Regions from separate parts of the Homo sapiens genome. Here regions 2 and 3 are each linked to region 1. The links are chromatin contacts, found by Hi-C or POLR2A ChIA-PET in ENCODE. All regions are on one chromosome and are shown on one strand. Each heading gives the region's core, a stretch centred on a gene start or an enhancer-like site at or near the end of the contact. The rest is flanking DNA. Distances are from core to core; before and after follow the strand shown.

Evidence for each region. Hi-C counts contacts between places; a loop is a spot of excess contacts on that map. ChIA-PET counts read pairs that join two places held with the same protein, here RNA polymerase II (POLR2A). Pooled maps may share reads with other maps.
Region 2: a loop to region 1 is called in a pooled map, with 4 times the contacts of the local background. The contact joins the enhancer-like site here to the promoter of AHI1-DT in region 1. A Hi-C loop is called at or near these places in 1 of 168 maps with a recorded cell type or tissue (CD14-positive monocyte) and 8 of 50 pooled maps. POLR2A ChIA-PET finds 5 or more read pairs at or near these places in 1 of 52 experiments (OCI-LY7).
Region 3: a pooled map shows a loop between it and region 1 (4-fold over the local background). The contact joins the enhancer-like site here to the promoter of AHI1-DT in region 1. A Hi-C loop is called at or near these places in 1 of 37 single-sample maps with no recorded cell type and 5 of 50 pooled maps. POLR2A ChIA-PET finds 5 or more read pairs at or near these places in 2 of 52 experiments (CD8-positive, alpha-beta T cell and naive thymus-derived CD4-positive, alpha-beta T cell).

What each region holds. Positions count from the first base shown.
Region 1 is chr6:135,496,019-135,499,081 of GRCh38, forward strand. AHI1-DT (AHI1 divergent transcript) reads left to right here and starts at 1,783. Exons shown (of 6, transcript NR_152842.1): 1 at 1,783-1,982; 2 at 2,386-2,499. AHI1 (Abelson helper integration site 1) reads right to left here and starts at 1,722. Exons shown (of 29, transcript NM_001134831.2): 1 at 1,565-1,722; 2 at 1,170-1,231. RefSeq lists silencers at 1,433-1,492, 1,843-2,062.
Region 2 is chr6:135,085,779-135,088,989 of GRCh38, forward strand. No RefSeq gene overlaps it. Among named protein-coding and RNA genes, the nearest start is that of HBS1L, 33 kb to the left of the region's middle. RefSeq lists silencers at 453-532, 543-602 and an enhancer at 2,955-3,004. Within about 2 kb of position 1,778, at least 7 of the 41 ENCODE cell types and tissues checked have a DNase peak (open chromatin) inside an H3K27ac peak, as active enhancers do; they include CD14-positive monocyte, where a contact is called at or near this core.
Region 3 is chr6:135,013,108-135,016,386 of GRCh38, forward strand. The region is part of intron 4 of HBS1L (HBS1 like translational GTPase); the gene reads right to left. Among named protein-coding and RNA genes, the nearest start is that of MIR3662, 35 kb to the left of the region's middle. Within about 2 kb of position 1,389, at least 3 of the 41 ENCODE cell types and tissues checked have a DNase peak (open chromatin) inside an H3K27ac peak, as active enhancers do; they include CD8-positive, alpha-beta T cell, where a contact is called at or near this core.

The sequences.
Region 1 (3,063 bases), core at 533-3,032:
CATATACTTATTTACTATTAACAGCTTAATACACAACTAAACTAATAAATACTAATATTATGTAATGATAACACAGCAAATACAGTACAGAAATCATCTCTAATTTTTTTTTTTTGGAGACAGAGTCTCGCTCTGTTGCCCAGGTTGGAGTGCAGTGGCACAATCTCAGCTCACTGCTGCCTCCGCCTCCTGGGTTCAAGCAATTCACCTGCCTCAGCCTCCCTGGTAGCTGGGACTACAGGTGTGGGCCATCACACCCAGCTAATTTTTGTATTTTTAGTAGAGATGGGGTTTCACCAACATTGGCCAGGCTGATACTGAACTCCTGACCTCAAGTGATCCACCCACTTTAGCCTCCCAAAGTGCTAGGATTACAGGCGTGACCCACTGCGCTCAGCCATCTCTAAATCTTAATATGTACTACAGCAAACATGATAGAATTAACGGCTAATATTTGATTAGTAACCTCTGCAAAAAATCAGATAGGACTTTAAAAGACACCTCTGATTCTTATATATTCCATTATTTTACAACTTCTCCCTCACAAACCCTTTCACAGGAGCGTCTAAGAGATATTACACAGGAAAATTAAATGGATTACATTTCATCTCATTTTATTTTACAGACAACCTGATTATCAGCCAATATGTGGCTCAATATCATTGGGAGAAAAAACTGAGAGGCTTGATAATTCGCTCCTTAACCAAATGTTATCGCAAGGGAAAAAAAGACAAACAAAAATCCTGTATACAAAATTCAATGAATAAATCAACAAGATTCTTCATAAGTAAACAAGATTCTAACTTCATAAATATTATTCCTCATAAACAAGATTCTAGGTATGGTTTAAAAACACTTTTGGTATTTGAATTTCTTTCAAGCATTCTTTAAAAAATTTCCCAGAGTACTCATAAGAAGCAATCTTCCTCCTAACGCCCAAGCAGTAACAGCAACTGTTAATGCAACAGGTGAAAAAATCGTTGGCATCTCTTTCTCAAAAGAAAGGGGAAAGCTTTATTTTCACAATAGATGTTTTTACAGGAATGCTAAACGCAGCACAACCTTTGATAAGGATTCTTAAATGGTCTACATTTTTGTTCTATTTTTATGCATCTCGAAACAACCCTATTAATATAATTTGGCTCTTATAAATATAACAAATTGATCACCTTTTCTCAGACATAATTAAGAAGGCTTTGACAGGTTGAAGATTCAGCCCCAGGTTGACACTCTAAAAGGAAATAAACACACTCAGTACACATCTGATTTAAAAGCATTTAAATAAGAATCGGGAGTAGGAAAGGCAAAGATTGAATTCTCTATCAGAGCACCATGCTCAACTCTCCGGGGACACGGAGACCAGTGAAAGAAGCGCAAAAGTACGGTGAGGACTCTCAGAAATCGCATTCCCCCGGGACACCCGGCCCACGCTCGTCGGTCACTACGCTATCAGCCTCCGCGCTCTCGGACTCCAGCAGCCCCGACACGCCGCCCAGGAGAGGGCCGGGCAGGCCGAGCACCCCGGCCCGCGCTCCCGCCACCAGCGCACCCATGATGTACTCACGGAGAGGGGTACGCAGAACCGCCCGTCCCGCCGGAGCCGACACCCGGAGCAGTGCAAATCAACTCCCCCAGCCTAGCGGCGCGTGCGCGAAGTGAGGCGGCCACGCAGCCACCTAACCCGCCAGCGACCCGTGTCCTGAAAGCAAGCCGCGGCTCTGTGCCGCAGTGCGGACAGCGCGCCGCCTGCTGACGTCAGCGCCTGCCTACGCCGCCGTTCCCATGGCGACCGATGCGTCCCGCGCTCTAGGCGAAGACCGCGGCCCCGTCCCCGCGCCTCCACCGCCTTCTTCCAGGAGGAGGGGCCGTGCGGCGCCTGCCCGGGGGCCCTCAGGCCGCAGGCGGGCGCGAGCTTCAGGGAACTTAGGGGGCTCCCGCCTCCCCGGCCACGCGAGCGGGAACAGTCTCCTCCACTCGGAGCGGTAAGGGACCCGGAAATGCGCGGGTGCCCCTACAGAGTCTTGAGTTTTCCCCGCCCTCACCTCCGAAAATGCTCTTTTCGCCTTAGAATTGTAGCTAGCGCAGGGAAAAACTGACTGGGCAAAGGAAAACTGGGGAGGCTGTCATGGAAGCCGCCCAGAATAAGAAAATGAATGAATGAGGCAAAGAAACAGATTTGTCACTCCCCACGCGATCGCGCCCACAAAAGAAAACATGGTTTTAAGGCGTGGAAAATGAAGTTGTACTACAGACAAAATTTTAAGAAAAAATTATCCACTGTTCCTTTAGAGCTATCTCCCTGTGTGTGAAAAACAAAACAAAAGTTAAAACGCCATCCTTTTCTACACCTAATGCTCCCTCCCACTTTTCTGATTTCTGCCACAGGCGCCATCTTCAGCTCTGAGTCACCAGGGCTGGAAAAATACTAGATGCGCTACTCGTGGACTCGTGAATACACTCGTGAATACAGGCCATTTCCTGTACCTACAGCCACCCGCTGTAAGCTGTTGCTTCATTTGTACAGTAAGAGTTTATGGAGGCCAGCTTTTCCATTCTTACTGACATTGCCACACCTTACAAACTATATGTCTTGTGCTTCCCTAAATCCTGTGAGGAAGCAACGAGAAAGATTACTAATCCAATGCGTACCGAACTGAGCTGTTCAACTTTCCGTTCTAAACATACTCTCCTAGATTTCTATCTTGCTGTAAGCCACCACAATCCTCCCAGTGTTTTAGTAAGAACAGTAGAGTATCCTAAATGCATCTTATGCCAAAGCATATCCATTCTCTCTTTTTAACTTCCTCAGATGGGCCCTTTACCAGTTCTCTGACTCCAGTTTGACTCTTAAATTCTCCACACTGCTATCAGAATGACCTGACTAAAAATGTAAATCGGATAATGGCACTCTCCTGCTGAAAATTTTTGAAAGGCAATCTGTAAGAGAAAATGATTACTTTGCCTAGGATACAAGATTCTCCATCTCCCTGACTAGTTTCATCTCTCGTTAGCTTCTTGTTCCAATTTTATGCAATATTGAATCATGTGTACCATGCAGTTTTA
Region 2 (3,211 bases), core at 528-3,027, 410 kb before region 1:
AGAAAATCCTAAGAAAGAAAAAGAGTTTATGTGATTGACTTTGGGTTATCAAAGCAAAGACTATCCAGGGTAAATAACAGGCAGAGGATAGTGATTACAGCTCATTTATTAAAATAGCAACATTGGTACATATCTGAGTCAAGCCTGGAACTCCCCCTCCCTCTCAACTAGACAAGTTAGGCTTTAAAATTACTGTAAAAATTAAGTCAAATTGCCTGTGAAGGTAAGCTCTTAGAAGAATTTTTTAGGTAGATGATCTACATAACAAGACATGCACCAACCAAATCTGCAGTCAAATATTGGGGGAAAAAAGCAACAACAGTAGGTTTGTGTTTATTGCGATGTCTGGAATATTTTAAAAATTAAGCTCCTGGCCTCAGCCTAGGGATTTCTAATCAATTCCAGGAAATGTACTGTATCTTTCCTTGAGGCCAGCAGGAAAGCCCCTTGGCAAGGGTGTCTGGAATGGCCACTTGACATCCCCAGCACACCTCTTGCCAAAGTTACCCATGGCTGCTGACAGAGAGACTGATGTGCTGCCACAGATTGACTTTAGGGATGAACAGATCAAGATCAACTAATCTGGGCAGATGCATTAAAGTGTTTCTGTGTATTTAAGCATACCATAGAAAGACAAATTCAACAGCTTTCACTTTGCTTTCATACAACGTTGTTCTCTTACGTGTTTTCTATTTTTGTTTATATACTAATTTCCTCTAGATTGACTGGGTTCTAAATTTATTATGAATTTGGTAAAGCCTCTGAACTTTGTGTTTCTATATTACACACCTTGTGTCTGTGACTACTGTTGTGGTTATACACTCGGGATTTTGAAGTCTCAACGATAATCACCATAAGTCATTTTTAGCAGCTCTGTTTAAAAGATTCCATCAGTAGAAATTCAGCACGGGTAACTTTCACTTAAACATTCCAGACCCTCAGAATCCTTTACATTTAAGTGATGTGTTAAAAACAATGGCACCTCTTTTTACTTAATTTCAGTCACATTTGGAAGAAGATAAGAAAGTTTATTCTGAACTCCATCACTCACTATTACTGAGTTTGCTTCATTGTTGAAACTAGGGAAAATTAGTCCGAGGTTTCAAAAAAGCAGCTAAACAATTTTTTTTCCAAATTCTTATCCACCATGACTAGACCATGGCAAAAAAAAAAAGAAAAAAAAAGAAAAAAGAAAGAAAAAAAAGGAAAAGAAAAACAATAAAACACAAACAAACAAAAAACCCAGAGAGACAAAAACACACTTCAGCATAGTAGAAAGAAAGCAGATATACGTAGACACAAATCCCCAAGCTCTCCACTTACTGGGTAAGTGGAGCTACTTAATATCACTACAATTCAGTTTCTTTATTTATAAAATAGAGATGACACCTCCTTCATCGCTTTGCTGAAGGATTACAGGATGATGGGTGAACTGTAATACTTGGTACATATTATACATTCAATATACATTAGGAGGACCCCTTTCTGCTCATTATGTGGACAGAGGTAAAGTACCAGGCCAGGGTATTTATGATGACTATGTGGAAAGACTTTGGCTTCTATGGGGATGACATGGTTATAGGAATCAAAACTTTGACATTAAAAACTTTCATATCCCTTTATGAAATTCAATGAAAAAGAAAGAGCTGTTGATGCTGTGGGCTAAACATGAGGACAGTAATGGTTGGATTAACACAGCTGGACCACAGAGTGCCAGATGGTGGAAGACACCCTTCCCCTTCCCCTTCCCAACCCATAAATCCTAGAACCCTGAGCCCCCTAGTGTGAGCTTTGTGCATTTGTGCTTGAGGCAGCGAGGTTCTCCCACCATAGGTCCCAGTTGGCATATCCACCAACAGCTCTCACCAAATCACACTTGTGTCCTGCCTTCCTTTCCACATCCGCCTGCACTCTCACCACCCCCAAAGAAGCACCTTTACTGTATATTACAGATATGTTTGATTTCTCTAAGCAAAATGTTCTCATATTCTACGTACAATTGCATTCAAAACCTAAGTTCCACTATCTTAGAGATGATTGTGTTGTTGTGTTTTTGTTTCCTTGAGGGAATATTACCTCTGTAAACCATATGGCAAAGGGACAAGATGGAACATGAGTCACTGTACACAAGGGAACAAACATCCAGACATGAAGGCAGCGTCACAACAACTCCAGAGGCTGGCAGTTTCTGGGCTTCAAAAGGAAAATAACTTTTTTTTTTAACTCTGCAAACCACAGCTACTTGTGTGGTTGATGTGTAGCTAAAGGCCACGGGTCTCCTATCACATGATCTCACACAGAACTGGAGTTCTTCCAGTGAGCAGGTGTTAACGGTCCCTGAAAACCAGTTTGTAAGAGATCGTAGCTGTCATCCCGGAGTGGTGTGTTTTAATAGAAAGAAACCCATGTTTCCCAGGAAATTGCTATCAAAGTTCAACAGAGATTCCAGTGCATGAGCGGAACATAATTTACCCACCATTTATCTTTAATGAGCACCTACTGTGTGTCAGGTACTAAGCACCTGCTAGCTTTGTCTATTTTAATCCTGCTGTTCCTTTAAATCTCAGGCAAACATCACTTTCTTACAAAAGCCTTCCCTTACTTCCCTGAGTCAGATCCTCCTTTTACACACTCTGGTAATATGACATCTCTGTCTTTCACGGCTCTTAACCATGGCTGAATTTTACAGTATTTATGGCATTCTTTTATTAACATTTGTCTCCTCCAGCAAGCTGTAAGCACCATGAGGGCAAGTACTGTGTCTGACTTTAGTCAGTACTATATCCACAGCACCTAGAAGGCACTCATGTATTTATCAACAAATGCAGGTCTTTATGTTGTCTGCAATCTTACATGCTCCTGAGGTAACAGTTCAGCTGACCTGATTTAGGGTCAGCTAGGATAAAATGAGTAAATATTAATTAGGAATAAAGTGCATATTTCTTTCTTTGGGAGACATAGATTACCCACACCAGTGGTGAACTGGTAAGCCAGCTCTCTTGAAATTAGTCAGTCAATCAATCAATAACCCTGACTGGTATTGTTTGCCAAATTCCTTGGTGCAAATACTCTCCCCATATCCAATTTCAGACTACCGGTATGAAGTTATTGGACCTGAGTTGGGAAGAAATGCACACAATCAGCAATCATGAGCCAATTTGAAGCAGCACTAGCATACACTGCCTCACACCCCACAGATACTCTGAACTAT
Region 3 (3,279 bases), core at 139-2,638, 480 kb before region 1:
TGCCACTGCATGACCTCAAGTGAATCACTCAACTTTTCTCTATGCCTAGTTTCCTCGTCCATAAAATAATAGTATCTGCCTAACAAAGATGTTAGGAGAACTGAGAATTAAATGAGCCAATACATGTAAAGTACATGTAATGACTGGCACATATGAAAGCACACAGTCCGTGGGTCTCTGCCAGTCACCAAAATGCCAACTTCTTTTTCTCATGTGATACCAGGACATTTACAAACACAAATTACTCTCTACCTATCACATATTCATTCATGAAGGGAAGGCGAGAAATGCCAACTGTGTGACACTGAGCTAGGTACTGAAATAAACAGACCCAAGAATGTGGTGAGACATAAGATTAGAAAAGCAGGTAACTCATTTAGAACCATGTCTAATATTTCACTTGATCTTGAAACATAAGAGCCACTGAAGGAATTTAAGCGTTGGAGAAACATATCATACTTTTAAAACTTACTCTGACCCCAGAATAGAAAATGGATTGTGGAGGCAAGATTGAAAGGAAAGCAGTTAGAAGATTGTTGTACAAATACATGTAAGAAATTCTACAGTGATCTAAGAGCAATGGAGATAGAGAAAGGAATATTTAAGAGACTTTACTTTAAAAGATATTACAGTCAGACCTTCATATCCTTGGGTTCTGCATCCATGGATTAGACCAAACACAAATTGAAAATATTTGAAAAAATTTACAAATAAGTATTTAACTACTATTTACATAGTATTTGGTATCTAGATTACTTATAATCTAGATTCCTTTTCATGTAATGGTAATTTAAAAAAGTAATCTACAGATGATGTAGAAGTATACAGGAAGATATGCATAGGTTATATGCAAATACGATGACATTTTATATCAGGGATTTAAGCATCAGCAGATGCTTGATGGAGGGGGGTACCAGAGCCGAAACCCAAGGAAACAAGGGACAAGTGTACAAGGTAAAATCATGAATCCTTGATATCTGAATGAACAGAGGAGATGAGAGAAAGGACAGTCCTCAGATTTTCTGCCAAGAAAGAAAGGGTAGATGGTGATGCCATGAACAAACAGGAAATACCTTCCAGGAAACTAAGAGAAGTCTGCTGGTCAGAATCTTATTTCTCTTACTCCTTTCATTCAGCACAAAATTACAACAGTCCATAAAGGAACTCTGCTTCCTCCTCCTAAGCAGAAACTGTCACCAAAAATTTTATTTTATGAAAGACTGCCTAGATACGATCTTGGATCTTCAGAGTTTTTCAGGTTAAATTATAGCATGTTCTTGGCACTGAGGACACAAAGGTGAGTGACAGACTGTTTTTAGATAGCTTTCATTCTAACAGATGTGATGAACAGTACGATAAGATGAAACGAAAAAAAGAGACAGAGAAATTAAGATAAGTTTCTAGGAGACCACAACCACTGTGACTGCAGCTGAACAAGTACTATAGTACCGGAAATGAGTAAGAAGGAACAGACATGAGAGTCAATACATTAATAGAACATGGAGATTAATTAAATCTTAGGAAGGCAAAACATAGGAACCTCAATGACTGCTATGACTCTAACCTAGACACTGTTCATGAATATAGACACATTTGGTCAGAGATTCCTTTAAGACATACAGATAGAGGCCGGCTACAGTGGCTCATGCCTGTAATCCCATCACCTTGGGAGACTGAGGTGGGCAGATCACCTGAGCCCAGGAGTTCAAGACCAGCCTGGGCAACACGGAGAAACTGTCTCTACAAAAAAAAAAAAAAAAAAAAAAACCACAAAAAAATTAGCTGGGCATAGTGGTACACGCCTGTAGTCCTAGGTACTCGGGAGGCTGAGGAAGATGGATTGCTTGAGCCCGGGAGGCGGAGGTTGCAGTGAGCCAAGATCATGCCACTGTACTCCACCCTGAGCGGCAGAGCAAGACCCTGTCTCAAAAAATCAAATAAACAAAAAACAACCCAGACATACAGATAGAAATCCATAGAAAACAGTTGGATAATCAGGTTTACAGGAATGTTTACCAACATTAAAACACATGAAGCAATTCAAGACCTAGATTGCTTATCGAAAATGAAGAATGAGAAGGCAGCCAATGAAGGAACTCTTAATACTCAATAGAGAGGGAGGCTGAAAACAAGTATTTACCTTCCTCATAGAATCCTTACATAGAATTGAGATTCACATATCATACAGTTGGAGAGCCATATGTTAGAGGTCATTTGGTCTTGTCCATCATTTTACAGATGAAAATTTAAGTGAGATTCCAAAGTTCACATGGCTGATTAGTGGAGTTCTCGCTCTGGTGTTCTCTAGGTTGCTTCCACGGCACCCTCCCCTTTCCACTCTCTGTCCTCTAAATCTCAGGACCTCATGGAAGTGGTATTCCCAAGGTAACTGAAGCAGGGTGATTTTGAAGTTGAATGTATACAAAAACTGCCAACAAAGTGCCTCTAAATGTAAATATACACACACATACTGATTTATTTATTTTTCTTGGGGGACAGAGTCTCGTTCTGTTGCCCAGGCTGGAGTGCAGTAGCGTGATCTTGGCTCACTGCAACCTCTGCCTCCCGGGTTCAAGCAATTCTCCTGCCTCAGCCTCCCCAGTAGCTGGGACTACAGGCACACGCCATCACGCCCAGCTAATTGTTTTGTATTTTAGTAGACATGGGGTTTCGCTGTGTTGCCCAGGCTGGTCTTGAACTCCTGAGCTCAAGCAATCCACCCACCTCAGCCTCCCAAAGTGCTGGGATTATAGGCATGAGCTAACGAGCCCAGCCTTTTTTTTTTTTTTTTTTTCCAGACGGAGTCTTGTTCTGTTGCCCAGGCTGGAGTGCAGTGGCATGATCTCAGCTCACTGCAACCTCCGCCTTCCTGGGTTCAAGAGATTCTCCTGCCTCAGCCTCCCAAGTACCTAGGAATTACAAGTGCCTGCCACCATGCCCGGCTAATTTTTGTATTTTAGAAGAGATGCGGTTTCACCATGTTGGCCAGGCTGGTCTCGAACTCCCAACCTCAGGTGATCCGCCCACCTTGGCCTCCCAAAGTGCTGGGATTACAGGCCGGAGTCACCATGCCCAGCCCCTCTAAAAATATTAATGCTTTGTCCAGATCACGATTTTGTGAGTTTAAGTGAGGTTAACCATCATTAACATCTACTCAGATACTTCTGAATAACAGTTAATGTTAAAACCAATTATTCTGATTAGGTTTAATGTTTGCATTTCAGAATGTCCTAATATACATAGTTAAAGCCTAGCAGTTAGTTCATTTTCTGCTTAACA